Regions from separate parts of the Homo sapiens genome. Here region 1 is linked to region 2. A link is an interaction called in ENCODE POLR2A ChIA-PET data of the cell type or tissue named here. Cell type or tissue: HCT116. All regions are shown on one strand. Region 1 has its middle 34 kb from the start of HIF1AN. Region 2 has its middle 34 kb from the start of SLF2.

What was found. Peaks named below come from ENCODE experiments on the same cell type or tissue, not always from the same donor. Only the 100,000 strongest peaks of a DNase experiment are listed, where the experiment ranks them.
Region 1: POLR2A ChIA-PET joins it to region 2 with 10 read pairs; 10 of 35 experiments call an interaction of 5 or more read pairs at or near these places.

Annotation. Positions count from the first base shown.
Region 1 is chr10:100,567,593-100,571,592 of GRCh38, reverse strand. No RefSeq gene overlaps it. Among named protein-coding and RNA genes, the nearest start is that of HIF1AN, 34 kb to the right of the region's middle. In HCT116, a CTCF peak has its summit at 1,715; a DNase peak (open chromatin) is centred at 1,682; H3K4me3 peaks cover 1,543 bases; H3K27ac peaks cover 685 bases.
Region 2 is chr10:100,876,718-100,880,717 of GRCh38, reverse strand. No RefSeq gene overlaps it. Among named protein-coding and RNA genes, the nearest start is that of SLF2, 34 kb to the left of the region's middle. In HCT116, CTCF peaks have their summits at 615, 820 and 2,059 (motif pointing right); a DNase peak (open chromatin) is centred at 2,077.

The DNA.
Region 1 (4,000 bases), 310 kb after region 2:
TAAGAACATTAAATCCCAAATAAAGTAGAAAATATTTTTTAAAATTACCGACTTCCCGTTTTCTCCGAAATGGAGTGAAACGAGGCTGGTCCCGAGGCGGGGGCTCCGTAGGGCCAGCCACTGGAAAGGGGCAGCGCTTTATTTTTTATTTTTGTAATAAGAGGAACTGAATTAGAAAAAACGGGGAAGGAAGAGCAGAGTCGGATTGTTAAAGGATTCAATGAGCTGTGGCCAATGTATTCGAAAGGTGCTTAAGGCAGCAGAGCCGCTCACCAAACACACACACGCACACACACGCTGTCACACACAGTCACACACAGCCACACACAGCCACACCAAGGCACCACACATGCCATCACACTCACAACACTGAGACAAAGGCACATTCAGTCACACTCATGTTGGGACACACACAGGGCACAAAGACACACCAACCCCATCCCCACACACCCCCCACAGAGCCAGCACACACTCCATCTCAGTCTCCAGGGCAACTCAGATGTACCCCAAGAGACACAAAGGAATCCAGTGCAAATAGTTACACACAATGATAAGGACACAGACATTCACAAGCACACAAAGACACTCACCACTTCCGGATCCACACCAATACATCCACATAATTCAATACAACTGCCAAACACACATCTACACACCTGTCCACTCACGATGGACTCACAGCAGACAGAGCTCACACTAACAGCCTTGTCCTCTCACCCAGACACCCACTGTGACTGACCCACAAAGAGCCCCAGGCCCCCAGACACATCCACATCATCACACACAGTCACCCAACACACCCGCATTCAATTATTAACAACGACATTGCATACTTAGAGACTTACAGTCAGACATTTCCACCGACTGAAGACTCACACTCATCCTGTGAAACAGACACCCTTATCTCGACTTAGAGACAAGCAACACAGCACAGGGCGGATAAAGGCCCTACCCGAAGTCGAACATGAACAGCAGGCCAAGCCAGGGCCCAGTCTCTTGCTTTACCATTTAAATTCCCACACACAGAGAGCTGAATACACACGTACACACACACACACACACACACACACATACTGCCTTGCTCACACATTCTTAGGCACTCGGCCTCACATGCATTAATTTACGCACGTCCAGTCCACACCCTGGACAGTAATACACACACACACACAGCCATCCCTTTCTACGTTCGTTCTGCTTTTCTGTTTCCCCAGCTGCTGCCCTATCCTGCCTGTCCAAGACAGACTGAGCTAAGGTGACGTTTTAGTGGGAGAGGGAGGTGGCATGGCCCAGGCTCTTCCTCTCAGTTACACCTACGCGTGCCTCTCGCCCCACCAAAAAAACCCACTTCTAGCAGCTGACCCGGCCCGCTCCTCCAGGGCCTGGGAAAGGTGAGCTCTTGCTTCCCTCGCCCCACTCCTCCCACACATTCTAACCAAGGGGACATTAAAAAGTGCTGACAGGGCCAGGAGAGGCCACCTGCCTGCCCGCCAGCCGGGACACTTTCATCTCGGCCGCCTCCCGCCGCAGCCGCCCGCCCTGGCCTTCCCTCCCCCAAGTCCCTCTTTATTAATCTGGCCCCGTCTGGCCAGCCCTGGCCCCCCAGGTTGCCCCCATCTCCCCTCTAGCTCTGCGGGGGAGGTTCCTGATCTCCAACATCCCATGCAGAGAGGCTCCACTGCCTGCATTAATCATCCCAGGGGCCATGAAGAGCGCCCCCAACAGTCTGGGGGGAGCTCATTCAGCTCCGGATTTACAGCAGGAGATGGGGTCTCCGGTGCCACCCACAGACGCTTCACACCCACCAAGTGTCACCCGGTCAGGGCACACATGCTGACAGTCGTACATTCACACTGCACAGTAACACACACAACCACACATCACCTCAGCCACGTGATGCTGTCATATCAAGTCACACACAAAACCCACTATGACAGTCACACGTAATGACACCTACAACAGACTTACACCAACAACCATACAAGAACACAGCTACCCATGTGGTCAGTCACTTAGAGCACATGATTAACACATTCACACACGACACAATTCACCAACGTTGCACACACAGACACACAATCACTCATGATGTTCGTTGCCCATAATGATAATTTGACAGTATCTGCTTCATAGCGGCACTTAATAACTTAATATTTATTGAATGATACAGTGGCAATACATTCACAGACTAAGATTCACACATATGTACCTTACAGCTGAAATAGATACAGCACAAAAAGTGGAAACAAGCCCTGCTAAGAATGTCCCAAGCAGAACACGACTAGTCAGAGAAGCAGACCAAAAGAAGGAGACGGAATGAAAGGAACCCACCTCCGTCAGGGTTGGGGACAGGGCATTCAGTTACCCTTTGCAACTGGAGACATCTTTTTGAAACACAAATCTAATCCTAGAATAAAGCCCCAGCACTACTTAACAGCCTGCGCAGCCCATCTGGTATGTGGCCCCTGCCTGCCCATCTGGCCATGGCTCCTGGAGCTCCAGCCACACCAGCCTTCTCTCACCCCTTCACCCCATCTCACTCCCTGCTGCCACAGGGGCTTTGCATGTGCTGCTGCTGGATCTGTTGGAACACTCTTCTCTCTTCTCCTAGTTTACCTTTAGCTTTCAGCTGTGGGTTACTTTCTAACTAAGTTAAATCCCCCATTAATGAGCCCTCTTTATCATACCATTGATCTCTCCTTTGTGGCACTTCTCACACATGAAGTTTTTCAGTCCCTACCACTAGACTGAAAGCCCTATGAGGGCAGACAGTGTCTGTTTTTGCTTCCCATTGACTCCTAGGACTTGTACCTAATAGTCTTAAGGGCAGACTGTGTACTGGGCACATAGTAGGTGCTCAGTAAATATCTGCTGTGTGAATGAATGAAAAACACAAATTACATTTTTAAAAAACACTAGAGGGAGAGCTTGGCTGGATGTTAATAAGTCCTAGAATGCTAGAATTGGGAATTGGGGGAATCCTGAGTTTTTGCTCCTGCTGTGTGACCTTGGGAGAGTCCCTTCACTTCTCTGGGCCTTTCTCATCTGTAAGTGAAGAAATTGGGCTTTCAGAATGTGCTCCATGGAGCTCTAAGGGTTCTCAGGGGTGTCTAGGGCTGCTATGGGTAAAGGTTAGAGCAAGGGTAAATTTCAGCCAACGTATTTCTGCTTTTCTCTCTCTCTCTCTCTCTCTCTCTCTCTGTGTGTATGTGTGTGTGTGTGTGTGTGTGTGTGTGTGTGTGTGTGTGTGTACATTCAGAATTGAAGGTTCTAAGGTTAAAAATATCCTTGGAAACTCCTGGACTAGGTGAGCTCTAGTTCCCTTACAGAATATTACAATGCAATAGAGGCAAAAATGGTTCCCAGTCAGATAGCAGAGCACGAGCTGCTTTTTATCTGCAAAGTTATCTAAGTGGACTCCATATCTGCAGACTCAACCGAGGAAAGGAGCAATAAGAATTGAATGAGCCCAATTGGAGGAGGATTCCTAGAGGAGAGGAGTTTTCAACATCCCATGCAGATTCCTAACTCCGGTGACAGACTCAAAGAGACCAGGGAGCTGGTGGGGGAGGGAGTCGGGGCGCCACTTCTCAGAAGGGACTGTGATCAAAGCAACAGCCAAGAAAAGCCTAGTTGGGCCTGAATAGCAGTGGCAGATGATGACTGGGGGAAGTGGGAGATGCAGGGTGGCCCACACACTGTTTGAAAGCCCATATGCACTGAGGATGGCAAATAGGAAAAACTCTAAAGTCAGGTCACCTTACGGGAGCAGAGCTTTCTCCTAGGGAAGGGAATGCTGAGGGCAGAGGAGGCAGGGAATCCCCTGGAGCCAGATGAGTGAGGACACAGGCTATTTTTCTCCATGTTCCTTGAGGCCAGGGCAGAGGAAATAGCCTCAAATTGGGGGTCAAGTGTGTGTGTTGCGGGGAGGTGGAAGTCAGAGAATAGAGCCTGGAGAAATCCACTACTTTGGACCTGAGGTTGGCTGAGGTTGGGGGTGGTT
Region 2 (4,000 bases):
CATCTGTAATCCCAGCTATTCTGGGGGGCAGAGGTTGCAGTGGGTCGAGATTGCACATTGCACTCCAGCCTGGGCGACAAGAGCTAAACTCCATCTCAGGGGGGAAAAAAAAGAAGTCTCTTCAGGCTCTGACGCTCTGAAATTCTGTATGAATCAGTGAAGGAGTCTGTTGGCTTTTTCTTGATCCCCCTCAACCCTGTACTCCCCACAATAATCATCTGAAAGACTCTGAAACCAAGTTAGTAGCCCAGAGAAATCTGCAGTGTCTCAGGAATATTACAGTCACTAAACGGAACTAATGTTATTTGCAGAACAGGGATGGGGTGAGAGCCAACTCATTCGGGATTGGGATTCCTGAACCCCTGGCCCCCAACTGTAACTAGGTTCCTGGATGTGCAAAGGGCCAGGGGTCTCTGTTCTGCCTTCAAGGTCAAAACCAGGACTTCTGATTCTTGGGAACCTTGGAGGCCTCTTTGTTCAATCATTAGCCCTTAGGGCTACCTCATGGCAGGGAAGCCCATGCTAAAGGCAAACACTCACTGAGGCGCAGAGGGGAAACTGAGCCAAAATCACGCCCAAAACTTAAGACTCCAGTGACTGTCCTTGGATCCTATCCTGGCCTCCTGTTCCCCCATAACAGCCCTGGTGTGTCTATCAGAGGTGAGCTGGACGGCTGGGGTGCAGCGGTCATCGGGGTGATGGGACCAGGTTGGAGGCCTGAGGCCAGCCCAGGGTGGCTACATGGCAGGTGGACACAGTTTCTAGTGAGCAGGAATCTGGCACCCTCTGCTGACCCCGCGGCAGGAGACAGCTGGTCAACCAGGCTAGGCTGCAGCCACCAGGAGGGGGAGGGGTGGGGTCCAGGACCAAGAGGCAGCTTCCAGTCAAAAGAGCAACTTCCCTTTCGGAATAGATCATTTTTACTGGTTTTGCAATAAGCTTATGAGACAGGAACAATAGCAATAAACAAACCGAACAAGAAATCGAAAAGATGGACCCCGAAAGCTGTTACTGAGCCCTTCTCACCTTCTCTTAACGAGTCTCTAATTTATAACAAACTCATCAACCCAGCACCTCCAGGGTTCCCTGGTTCCAGGTTGGGAACCCCTGGCCTCTGCCTTGTGTGTGACTTGTCATCTCCAGGGTCCTAAGACCTGGCTCCAGAGGTGGCAGGAGGCTCTGGCTAGTAGGAGGAACTGGCCCAGGGTTGTCCAGGGACTTCCATCATGGCTTCCTCTGGGAGGATCTGCAAAGTGTGGTCCTCCCCTGCCATGCACCCCCCACCCCTGCCCAGTAGGTCTCTCCAGAATCAATGGGGCTGGCTCTGGATGGCCCACTTCCCCAAAACTTCTGCTCCAACCCTCTGCCCAGCCCCAGGCTGCTGATGCAGGCATGGAAATCATGTTCCTTTCAGACTACCAGATTAGGGCTTGGCATGGGAAGCTGAGATAGCTGGGGGCTTCCAAGCCCCCAAATTCCATACTCCTCGGATAGGACTGAGGTCACTGCTGTGGGCTGAGGTTTTTCTCTCCTTAAGATGAGAAGATCCATTAGGGCAGAGCCATGTCTCTCCCCTTCCCCTCTTCCCCTAAAGCTAAGGCTGTCTGTGAGGAGGGCCAAATGCCTCCCATCAGACTGGGCTTCCAGGAGGCCAGGGCTGAGTCTCTTCCTTCACCTGGAGATCCCTGGGGAAAGGCTGTGTCGCCTCCCTAGACTGCAGTCCCCTGGGCCTGGGCCATGTTTCCTTACCTTAGACTGAGGCTGTGGGAATGTGGGACTACATTTCTACCACAGGCTGCAGCTCCCTTAAGCATCCATTTTTTTTCCAGTCCCTTTTGTCACCCAGTAACCCTGAAGCTTTTCCCAAGGTAGCCCCCTGTATTCTACCTGTCCGCGCTGGAGGAACAAGTCAGCCCCTGTGCCTTTCCTGGCAGCTGGGCATAGGACAGGGCATCAGGGATGGGAAGCAGTGTTCTGCCAACGACTTTCTGGGTTGGGCAGGGCTATGCTTCTCTGCAGGGGACTGAGTGTCTCCTTGTGAAGCCTGCAATCATTGGAGATGGCCACAAGATGTCAGCTCGAGGCTGTGGAAATGGCTCCAGTCCTGGGACTGAGCTCAAAAGGAAGGAAATCAGACAGCAGCCTGAAAGGCCCCCTCTGTCCCCCACTCAAACTCACAACAATGCTCCATCTCTCTACTTTGTCCCCAGTTCTTTGCTCCCAGAAGAGTGGGTTCTGAGGCTCCTTGACTTCCAGCTCTGGGAAGGATGGGAGCTGCTGCCCCTATTGCAGGCACCCTTGCTGGGAAGAGCCCTGTGTGCCTGTGTTCCCCTGTGTGTCCTTGTGGGTGTGGCTTCAGGCCACCACAGCCAGTGTGAGTGCTCAGGGCTGCCTGCGTTTGTGTGCAACTCTTGGCAGGAATTTGTGTCTGCCACAATAGACAGAGAAATTCAGACCTGAAAGGGCCCTTCGAAATCTCCCAGTTCAACCTGTTGTTTTATAGATGAGGAAACAGAGGCCCAGAGAGAGAGAGGAAATGGCTTGTCCAAGGCCACACAGCAAGTCCATGTTGAGCTGTTCCTGGAACCCAGGACTCCCACTTTGCAGCATGTGTGTGCACCCATCTGGGAGTCTGGTTGACCAGGACTGTGTGCCTGGTGTACTTTTGTGTTAGTGATTTACATCCAATGGGTCCTGGAAAGTTCCCTGACTGACCATCAGCCTGCAAGTTTCCAAACAGAATCACAAGGAAATGGGAAGAAGGAAGGCATGGAAAGGAAGGAGGGAGAGACAGAGAAGTACATATGCATGTAGATGCACATCTCTTTTTGCTTCACGGGGACGGGGTGTAATGTCAATGGTTGGATGTGTCTGTATCTCCCTAGGTAAGTGTGCCTGTGTCAGATACCTTGATTCATTCTGGTGTTGAGGTTTGAGTTTGTGTACATGCATGTGTACACGTGTGTACAGGGACCCATTTGTGGGACTGCAGGGAGTCGAGGTGTCTTTGGGGAGGCGTTGGTGCTTTTGGCTGGGTACAGTGTGAGCGATGGTGTGTGCCGCGGTTGGCGTGCCTGTCAGTGACTCTGGAGCGAGCATCGGTCAGTGGCCACGTGAGTGACTAAGGGTGTCAGTGAGCATAAAGAAGAGGCTGCTCCCTCTCCTCATCTCTTTGTCCCCAATCAGACTGTCTTCCCATGGCCCCTAAGGTTTCAGTGTCCCTGCCCCAGTAGCAGTGAAGAAATCCTTTATCGGTTGAGGCACCAGCCCCCGTGTCGGGATTTCAAGGTTCCTGTCGGTTCCATCCATCTTCCGGGGCCTCCTGGTATTAGCATTGATCTACAGGGGAAATGGAGAGCGCGGCTGGGTTATTACGCACCCACCCGCCTTCCCTGGGCCGTGATTGAGTGCACACAGAGAATTTTTGAAACATGGCCACCCTAACTTATTCTGTCTTCCTGCCAATAGCGTGGCATGGGTCCAAATTACGGGTCGATACCAGCTGATCTTTTTATGTTAAACTGTGATGAAGTTGCTTCTGTGGGGAGATGGTATTAGGCCCTGGGTCCTCTTTTATTGGAGAACTTTTGGGATGGAAAAGGGAGGGATGGAAGAGTGGGCAAGGGGAGTGGTCAGTCGGGCATCATGGAGGGCAGGTAGTGTGTGCATGGGCCAGGAGCATGTGCATGCCCGCAGGGGAGTCAGAGCTCGCTGCACTGGCCCTGGGATTCCCGGTTCTTGCCTGATTTCTCCCCCTTGTGACCCTTGCCACACTGGGGACCCTCAGGGACCCCCATCAGACTTTCCATCGCTCGGCCAGCCTGCCCCTGGTGAGGCCCCTCCCTACTTCCCTCTAAGGATAGAATTCTGTTTTCCTCTAGCCGCTTCCACCCTTCTCCCCCACCCCCACTCTACACACCTGCACCATCAAACGGGTTTGTCTTTAACCTCCAAACAGGGAACTTTAATTAAAGAGACAGTGACCCCTTTTATGAGTTTG